2 separate regions of the Homo sapiens genome follow, and region 2 is linked to region 1. Evidence: read pairs that join two places in POLR2A ChIA-PET (ENCODE). Cell type or tissue: B cell. All regions are shown on one strand. Each heading gives the region's core, and the rest is flanking DNA. Links, peaks and the distances in the headings are about the cores only.

Region 1 (4,392 bases), core at 301-4,300:
CACAATATGTCCAAAGTCAAACTTGGCAAACGTGCTGTGCCTGCACTGCGTGCAATTAACTGGCCAGTTTTCCACACCAAGAAGCATGTAAAGTCCTTCTCAGAGTTGGCAGGATCCTCTAAGAGAGAATTTCCATTCGTTTAGGACCAAGACCTCCCCTTTGAGTGATTTGAGACTCACTAATCCAAAGCCCTCTTTAATGAGCCACAACCCTTGACTCCCAGGAAACCTAGCAGGTAATCCTGCTTTGGGCAGGGACAAAGACTCCAACTGGCTTTGGGGAGGCAGTTCAAATTGTTTGACAATGTTAGTCCCAGGGATTGAGAAGAAAATAAGCCAGATATTGAGAAAGCTGAACACCTAGAAGCCCTATCCTTGCAGTATTTTCTAATGGAAGATGTAGTGTAAAGCCCTCTGGAGGCCTGCTCTGGTGGCAGCTGGTTTCTGCTGTTGTGCTAACTTCAGGGGTTTTTTTGTTTAGTTTTGTTTTGCTCAGCGTAAGATTCTAGCTGGGACAATAGAAGGGATTTTTAGAGACTATGAAGGACTGAGGATTAAGAGATTGGAAAAACCAGAAAAGAATGTCTAATTCAGGGGTTTTGTTTTGTGCTATTGTGTATATTACGGCCCTCCCCATCGTCTCCTCATCAAGCATTCAGTAAAATCTATATTATTGCCATGTTTTAGGTTGGTTTTTTTTATTTTGTTTTTTAATTATGCAAATCATTTACAGGGTCCCAAAGTCAAAACTTTATAAAAAGATACAGTCACAGAAGGTTTGCTTTCATCCTTGTACCCTCCACCCTGTTCCCTCCCAGTGCCACCCAAGCTTGAGAGGACCCCAAGTATTACAAACATAGACAACAAATGTCTCCATAAAGGAGCACCTGGGTCCTCTATCAGTCAGGATCCAGTGCTCGTTACTGGTACGGAAAAGCCTATAGCCCCAAACGTCAGCTCTGCAAACAACACGGTTCAGGCCCGAAGAAGCTCTTCAGCTCTTCTGCACTTGTTTGAGACAGTCTCGCTCTGTCACCCAGGCGGGAGTGCAGTGGCACGAGCTCAGCTTACTGCAACCTCCACCTCCCAGGCTCAAGTGCTTCTTGTGCCTCAGTCTCCCCCAGTAGCTGGGACTACAGGCGTGCACCACCACACCCAGCTAACTTTTGTATTTTTAGTAGAGACGGGGTTTCACCATGTTGGCCAGGCTGGTCTTGAACTCCTGGCCTCAAGTGATCTGCCTGCCTCGGCCTCCCAAAGTGTTGGGATTACAGGCGTGAGCCACCGTGCTGACTCTGTCCTACACATCTTACAAAAAAAAAAGAAAGAAAGAAAAAGAAGAAAAGAAAAGGAAAGAAAGAAGAAAAGAAATTAACGTGGTTTGTGCAATGTGGCTGAGGAACATTTTTCAATATTAATTCCTATTTATCTTTAAATTTGCATATATGTAAATATAGAGAAAACACGCATGTGTATTTAACTAGCTATATTCTAGTTTTGACTTAAGGAAAAACTAGTTTTCCCTAGTTTTGCACTAAGGAAAAAACCTACTTGCAATTTTAGTCTTTGATTTAAAAGACTGTCAAGGGCAAGTCGATGATAACAGTAATGACATGGTTAGTAAAGATAATAAAGATGAACAAGCCAGGATTTTGGCCAAAAATCTAGAAGCATTTTTTTGGTGACATGTCCCCTGTATGGCACATAGTTGAACTTGTTATTAGAAGACACAGCCTAATTGTGCTGATAATAATGGCATTTTTGGAAAAATAAAAAGATTATATGCAATATTCTGGATGTGCCCAAAGATGAAATATCTTGGAAAAAACTGTATCACAACTGACCTTACAACTGCTCTTGGATACATGATGGGAATGCTGGCTAAATGCTGTTAAAACAAGTCGGTTTAATTTAGACAAGAAACTAGAAGGGCTGGGCACCATGGCTCACACCTGAAATTCCAGCACTTGGGGAGGCCAAGGTGGGCGGATCGCTTGAGCCCAGGAGTGCAATACCAACCTAGGCAACATGGCGAAACCCTGTCTCTACTAAAAATACAAAATATTAGCTGGGCATGGTGGCATGTGCCTATAGTCTCAGCTACTCGAGAAGCTGAGGTGGGAGAATCACCTGAATTTGGGAAGTCGAGGCTGCAGTGAGCTGTGATTGCACCACTTTACTCCAGCCTGGGCAACAGGGTTGAGATTCTGGAAAGAAAGAGAGAAAAAGAGAAAGAGAGAGAGAGAGAGGAAGGAAGGAGAGAAAGAAAAGGGAGAGAGAGAGAAAAAAAAAGAAAGAAGGAAGGAAGGAGAGAAAGAAAGAAAGGCAAAGAAAGAAAGAAGAAAGAAGGAAGGAAGAGACAAAGAAAGAGAGAGAGGAGGGGGAAGAAGGGAAAGAAGGAAGAAAGGAAGGAAAGGGAGGGAAGGAAGGAAGGAAGGGGAAACTAGAAGACTGAGCAGCGTTAAGAAGATTCACAAAGAGCAAATTATGGTCTCAAATGGAAAATCAAATTACCCTTGCATGTGCACTACCCACAGATATTTGAGATGGTTGTTTAATATGAATAATATTGATAAAAGTGTAACCAAAATACTGCTCATTTGGATATTTTTTTAAACAAGTGATGAGCCACTATTGATACTTTATTATGAACTGAAGTCCACAGTTTACATTAGGGTTCACTCTTGGTGTTGTACATTCTATGGGTTTTGACAAATGTTTAATGACATTTATCCATCATACAGTGTTATAGAGAATAGTTTCATTGCCCTAAAAATTCTCCGTGCTGTGCCTATTCATCCCTCCTTCCCCCCAGACTCCTGGCAACCACTGATCTTTTTACTGTTTCCATAGTTTTACCTGTTGTAGAACGTCATATAGTTGAAATCGTACAGTATGTAGCCTTTTCAGATTGGCTTCTTTCTCTTAGCAATATGGATTTAAGTTTCCTCCATATCTTTTCATAGCCCATTTCTTTTTAGCACTAAACAATATTCCATTGTTTGGATGTACTAGCTAATTTATCCATTCATCAATTGAATGACATCTTGGTTGCTTCCAGGTTTGGGAATGATGAATAAGGTCTGCTATAAACATTCATGTGCATTCAGGTGGACATAAGTCTTCAACTCATTTGGGTAAATACCAAGGAACACAATTGCTGGATCATAAATATAGCATGAGTATTTTTAGTTTTGCAAGAAATCACCAAACTGTCTTCTAAAGTGGCTGTACCGTCTTGCATTCCCACCAGCAATGAGTGATAATTCCTGCTGCTGCACATCTTCCTCAGCATTTTGCAGTGTCAGTTTTGGATTTGGGCCATTCTAATGAGTATGTAATGGTATCTCGCTGCTGTTTTAGTTTACATTTCCCTGACAGTATATAGTGTGGAGCATCATTTCATATGCTTATTTTCTATCTGTATATCTTCTTTAACAAGGTGTCAAGGTTTGGGACCCACTTTTAGATTGGGTTGTTTTCTTATTTTTAAGTTTTAAGAGTTTCTTTTATGCCAGACCTACAGTCCCAGCTACTCAGAAGGCTAAGGCAGGAGGACCACTTCAGCCCAGGAGTTCTGGGCTGTAGTGCACTATACCAATAGGGGTCTGCACTAAGTTCGGCATCAATGTGGTAACCTCCCAGGAATGGGTGACCACCAGGTTGCCTAAGGAAGGGTGAATCAGCCCAGGTCAGAAATAGAGCAGATCGGCCGGGCATGGTGGCTCATGCCTGTAATCCCAGCACTTTTGGAGGCCGAGGTGGGCAGATCACGAGGTCAAGAGATAGAGACCATCCTGGCCAACATGGTGAAACTCCATCTCTAAAAAAAATACAAAAACTAGCTGGGCATGGTGGCACACGCTTGTAGTCCCAGCTACTTGGGAGGCTGAGGCAGGAGAATCGCTTGAACCTGGGAGGCAGAGGTTGCAGTGAACCGAGATCGTACCACTGCACTCCAGCCTGGTGACAGGGTGAGACTCTGCCTCAAAAAAAAAAAAAAAAAAAAAAGTAAAAAGAAAAGAAAAAAGAAATAGAGCAGATCAAAAATCCTGTGGCGATCAGTAGTGGGCTCATACCTGCGAATAGCCATTGCACTCCAGCCTGGGCAACACAGTGAGAATCTGTATTAAAAAGAAACAAAAAAAAAGAGTCCTTTGTATATTTTGGATAACAGTCCTTTATCAGATGTGTCTATTCAAATATTTTCTCCCAGTGTGTAGCTTGTCTTCTTATTCTCTTGATAGCTGCTTAATTTTGAAAAAATAAAAACACAGGAAGGTTAAACCAGAAATAACATTAATTACTTCAAGGGGTGGCGGGTGGAGAAATGGAATGGAAGGGATGGGGAGGAAGTGACACTCCTTTGAGTATACCGTTTTTGTATAATGT
Region 2 (4,392 bases), core at 257-4,256, 560 kb after region 1:
CCTTGCAGAGGGTTGAGATTACAGGTGTGAGCCACCATCCCCAGCCTAAATTAGAGATATAATTAGAAATTACCATCTCCCTTTTTTTTTTTCCTGTTAAGCAGGGGACATTTGTAACAATCATTGCTACCTCGTCTGGAGTAACCATAGGTTGTTTTTTTGTTTTGTTTTATTTTGTTTTGAGACAGAGTCTCGCTCTGTCGCCCAGGCTGGAGTGCAGTGGTGCAATCTTGGCTCACTGCAAGTTCTGCCTCCTGGGTTCACGCCATTCCCCTACCTCAGCCTCCCAAGTGGCTGGGACTGCAGGCGCCTGCCACCACGCCCGGCTAATTTTTTTGTATTTTTTTAGTAGAGACGGGGTTTCACCATGTTAGCCAGGATGGTCTCCATCTCCTGACCTCATGGTCTGCCCACCTCGGCCTCCCAAAGTGTTGGGATTACAGGCGTGAGCCACCGCGCCCGGCCTTTAACCATAGGTTTTTTTTCCCTCTTGGAAATTAAGGTTTGGAAAATAAGAGGAAGCAGTCAGTGTAAATGCAGCTAGTTGGGTGATGTTGAGCTTTTGTTGGTACCACACTTTTGTAAAATGCCTCTCAATGCTAGGAGATTGGAAAATAAACCATTCTTTAATTATAGGCATCAGAAACCAACTCGATCTAACTTAAGCAAAAGGAAATTTATTGGAAAAATAACGGGAATTCACAAGATTGAGAAGGCTAGAGAAACATACTTGGAAATGACTAAGAATTGAGATAGCTCTGAAGGACTTAGGAAGCTGTAATGGATGCACTATAACAATTTAGATTCTTAGGAGGCAACATTCCGCTGGCCCAGTGTGGGCTATGTGTCTACCACTTGGCTTAGAAAATTGGTGAGGCTTGGTCTGTTGGGACAGGGGAGACCAGGGCATATGTAATTCCTTAGAAGGAAATTGGGGTGTTACTTAGTAAAGGGATACTAGAGTAACCAAAACACAACAAATACTCTTCAGTCATTATCTAAACGTTACAGTGAATGTGAATTTGGAGACCTAAGGTGGCAGATGTCAGCCCTAAGCTTGTGGGGTTGGTTTTTTGGGGTTTTGTTTTTTGGGGGTAATAGCTTTATTGAGATATAAATGACATCACACATCAAAAGTATACAATTTAATGCTTTTTAGTGCATTTAGAGTTCTGCAACCATTACCACAATAAATTTTAGAACATTTTGATCAGTCCCACAAAAGAAACCCTTTTAGCAGTCACACCTCATTTTCCCACACCCCTAAACAACCACTGGTATACTTTCTGTCATTCTAGCTTTGCCTAGTCTGGACATGTCATATAAATAGAATCCTATAGTATGTGTTTTTTTTGTGACTGGCTTCTTTGACTTAGCGTAATGTTTTCCGAGTTCATCTGTGTTGTAGCTTGTATCAATATTCCATTCCTTTTTCCTGAATAATATTTTATTGTATGGCTCTATTACTTCTGATTTATCCAGTCATCAGTTGGTAGACATTTGGGGTTGTTTTCCAAGGACTGAGGATTTAATGTGCTATTTTGTGAAAATCTGAGAAGTAGGAAGGGGATTTAATGATCTCAACTGTCATCCGTCTGAAAAACCTAACTTGTGATTTTAAATAAAATAGCAGGCTGCCTTCCCCTGTTCCCTTTTTAAAATAGGAACTGACCCTGCTTTAACCTTATGAAGTTTTATTTATGAATAAAGTTTGTACTATTATAAAAAAAAACATAGAAGGAACTGGCTATTAAGGATAATGCTGCTATGAAAATTCAGGTGCAGGTTTTTGTGTGGAGATGTTTTTATTTCTCTTCGCTGTATACCTAGAATTGCTAGTTCATATGGTAACTCTTTTTAACCTTTTGAGGAACTGCAAGGCTGGTTTCCAGCGTAGCTGTACATTCCCACTAGCAGTGTATGAGAGTTCCATTTTCTCCAACTTCTTGCCTACATGTTATGTGCAGATCTAAGTTCAAATACTGGCTAAAGCATTTCTTGCTTTGTGACCTTGGGCAAACTAATCCTGTTTAGGATCCATTTTGTCAGTTGTAAAACAAAGTACCTAACTTGAAAGTTGTGCTGAGCACATAGTAAGTTTTAAAAAAAGTTTTCGTTTCCTTCCTCCTTTGCCTTCTCCCTGGCAGTTCCTCATAATTTCCTCTTGTATTTCACAGCTTTTTGAACTTGACTTGAATTCTCTTGCTTTTCATTATTTCCTGAGAAACACTGGTAAGAGGCAGTGTGGATGTGCTGAATTCACTGACTGTTAATCATAATGGCCATCATATAAGGCAAAATATCAGGGTGTCTTAACTTACAGTCTATCACATGTACTTTGTTAAAGCTTTATCCTTGAACAGTTTTTGTAGGGTATAATCCCTGTCAAAGAGGGCAAAGGAATAGAAGTCAATGGCCTTAATCAAGTCAGTCAAAAGATGAACTGAAAAGGGGGATTAGGATACCTCTAGTCTAATTCTGTTCTGCCTCACTTGATTGAAAAAAAGGTTTACACTTTAAAGAACCTGACCCAGCAAGTCGTTATGAGACCATCAGAGACCACCTATCTTACTTTTTCAATACTGTAAAACTGAGTAGTGTGCAGGCAGCCTGTTAAAAACTACAGACTACTGGCACCACAGAACCACAAAAGAGAAAACCTGAGGTGACAGGGTAATGGGAGCCTCTGGAACAACTGGAAATAATGGTTCACTTATCTGTGATGAGGGAAGAAATTTAAGACCAAAGGGTTAAAGCCAAGGTTTTCTTCTTTGTTTGCTTTACCTTAATAAGCAGAGTCTTTAATGCTGGCTGTAAGAACAAGACAACAGTATTTTCTTTTCTTTTCTCTCTCTTTTTTTTTTTTTTTGTGAGACTGAGTCTTGCTCCATTGCCCAGGCTGGAGTGCAGTGGCGCAATCTTGGCCCACTGCAACCTCCTCCTCCTGGGCTCAAGCAGTTCTCCTACCTCAGGCTCCCAAGTAGCTGGGACTACAGGTGCGCACCATGACCATTTTTGTATTTTTAACAGAGATGGGGTTTCACCATGTTGGCCAGGCTGGTCTCGAACTCCTGACCTCAGGTGATCTGCCTACCTCAGCCTCCCAAAGTGCTGGGATTACAGACATGAGCCATCGTTCCCAGCCAACAACAATATTTTCACAGTTGTTCTGGCAGCTGTGTTGTTCTGACCATATGGAACCCATTTATATCCTGTGATTGGAGCTCTAGGTAGAAAGAGTGTTGTCGTGGGAGATGGAAGTCATCCTGCTTATTTAGTCATTTCTACCAATAGCAGCTTTAAAGGGCTAAAGCTGTTTTTTGTTTGTTTGTTTGTTTTTGTCGTTAGCCCAGGCATAGAAGGGACAAATGTCAGTGACTGTGAATTTGGTTCCTAGTATCTTAGTTTTAGAAATTAAAAATTCAGGCCAGACACAGTGGCTCATGCCTGTAATCCCAACACTTTGGGAGGCCGAGGTCGGTGGATCATCTGAGGTCATGAGTTCAAGACCAGCCTGGCCAACATGGTGAAACACCCCGTCTCTACTAAAAATACAAGAATTAGCTGGGTGTGGTGGCACACGCCGTTAATCTAAGCTGCTCGGGAGGCTGAGGCAGGAGAATCGCCTGAACCAGGAGGCGAAAGTTGCAGTGAGCCAAGATCGCACCATTGTACTCCAGCCTGAGTGACAAGAGCGAAACTCTGTCTCAAAAAAAAAAGAAAAAAAATTAAAATTCCACATCATGGCCCGGCGCGCTGGCTCACGCCTGTAATCCCAGCACTTTGGGAGGCCAAAGCGGGTGGATCACGAGGTCAGGAGATCAACACCATCCTGGCTAACACGGTGAAACCCCGTCTCTACTAAAAATACAAAAAAAAAATTAGCCGGGTGTGGTGGCGGGCACCTGTAGTCCCAGCTACTCAGGAAGCTGAGGCAGGAGAATGGCGTGAACCCGGGAGCCAGAGCTTGCAGTGAGCCGAGATTGTGCCACTGCACTCCAGCCTGGGCGACAGAGCGAGACTCTGTCTCAAAAAAAAAAATTCCACATAATTTCCTTTTAACAATTTTTCAACGATCAAGCTTTTTCAACGATCTATTGTATTTTATAGTTTGTTGTTGTTGTTTGTTTTGTTTTTGCAAAGAGTGGGGGTGCTTGCCATGTTGCCCAGGCTGTTCTTGAACTCCTGACCTCTCTTTGTATATGTCTATTTATTTTTAAGTAACTTTTGGGAATCCTTTGCTGTTGTCTGGGAAATTTAAGTTAGTATGAACTACTGTTATTATTTGCAAAATAGATAACAAAGTAAGCCAAATATTAAAATGAGAGGTCACCTTTAGTGATGTGACCGTATTTGAGGTAGCTGCAATAGAATTGAACCTTCAATAGAGAG

Evidence for each region. ChIA-PET counts read pairs that join two places held together with the same protein. Peaks named below come from ENCODE experiments on the same cell type or tissue, not always from the same donor. Only the 100,000 strongest peaks of a DNase experiment are listed, where the experiment ranks them.
Region 2: POLR2A ChIA-PET joins it to region 1 with 8 read pairs; 2 of 35 experiments call an interaction of 5 or more read pairs at or near these places.

Annotation. Positions count from the first base shown.
Region 1 is chr11:119,328,437-119,332,828 of GRCh38, reverse strand. No RefSeq gene overlaps it. Among named protein-coding and RNA genes, the nearest start is that of RNF26, 3.9 kb to the left of the region's middle. In B cell, for the core only: no CTCF peak of the experiment used is centred there; no DNase peak of the experiment used is centred there.
Region 2 is chr11:118,769,361-118,773,752 of GRCh38, reverse strand. The region is part of intron 4 of DDX6 (DEAD-box helicase 6); the gene reads left to right. Among named protein-coding and RNA genes, the nearest start is that of DDX6, 20 kb to the left of the region's middle. In B cell, for the core only: no CTCF peak of the experiment used is centred there; a DNase peak (open chromatin) is centred at 2,041; H3K4me3 peaks cover 1,215 bases; H3K27ac peaks cover 3,440 bases.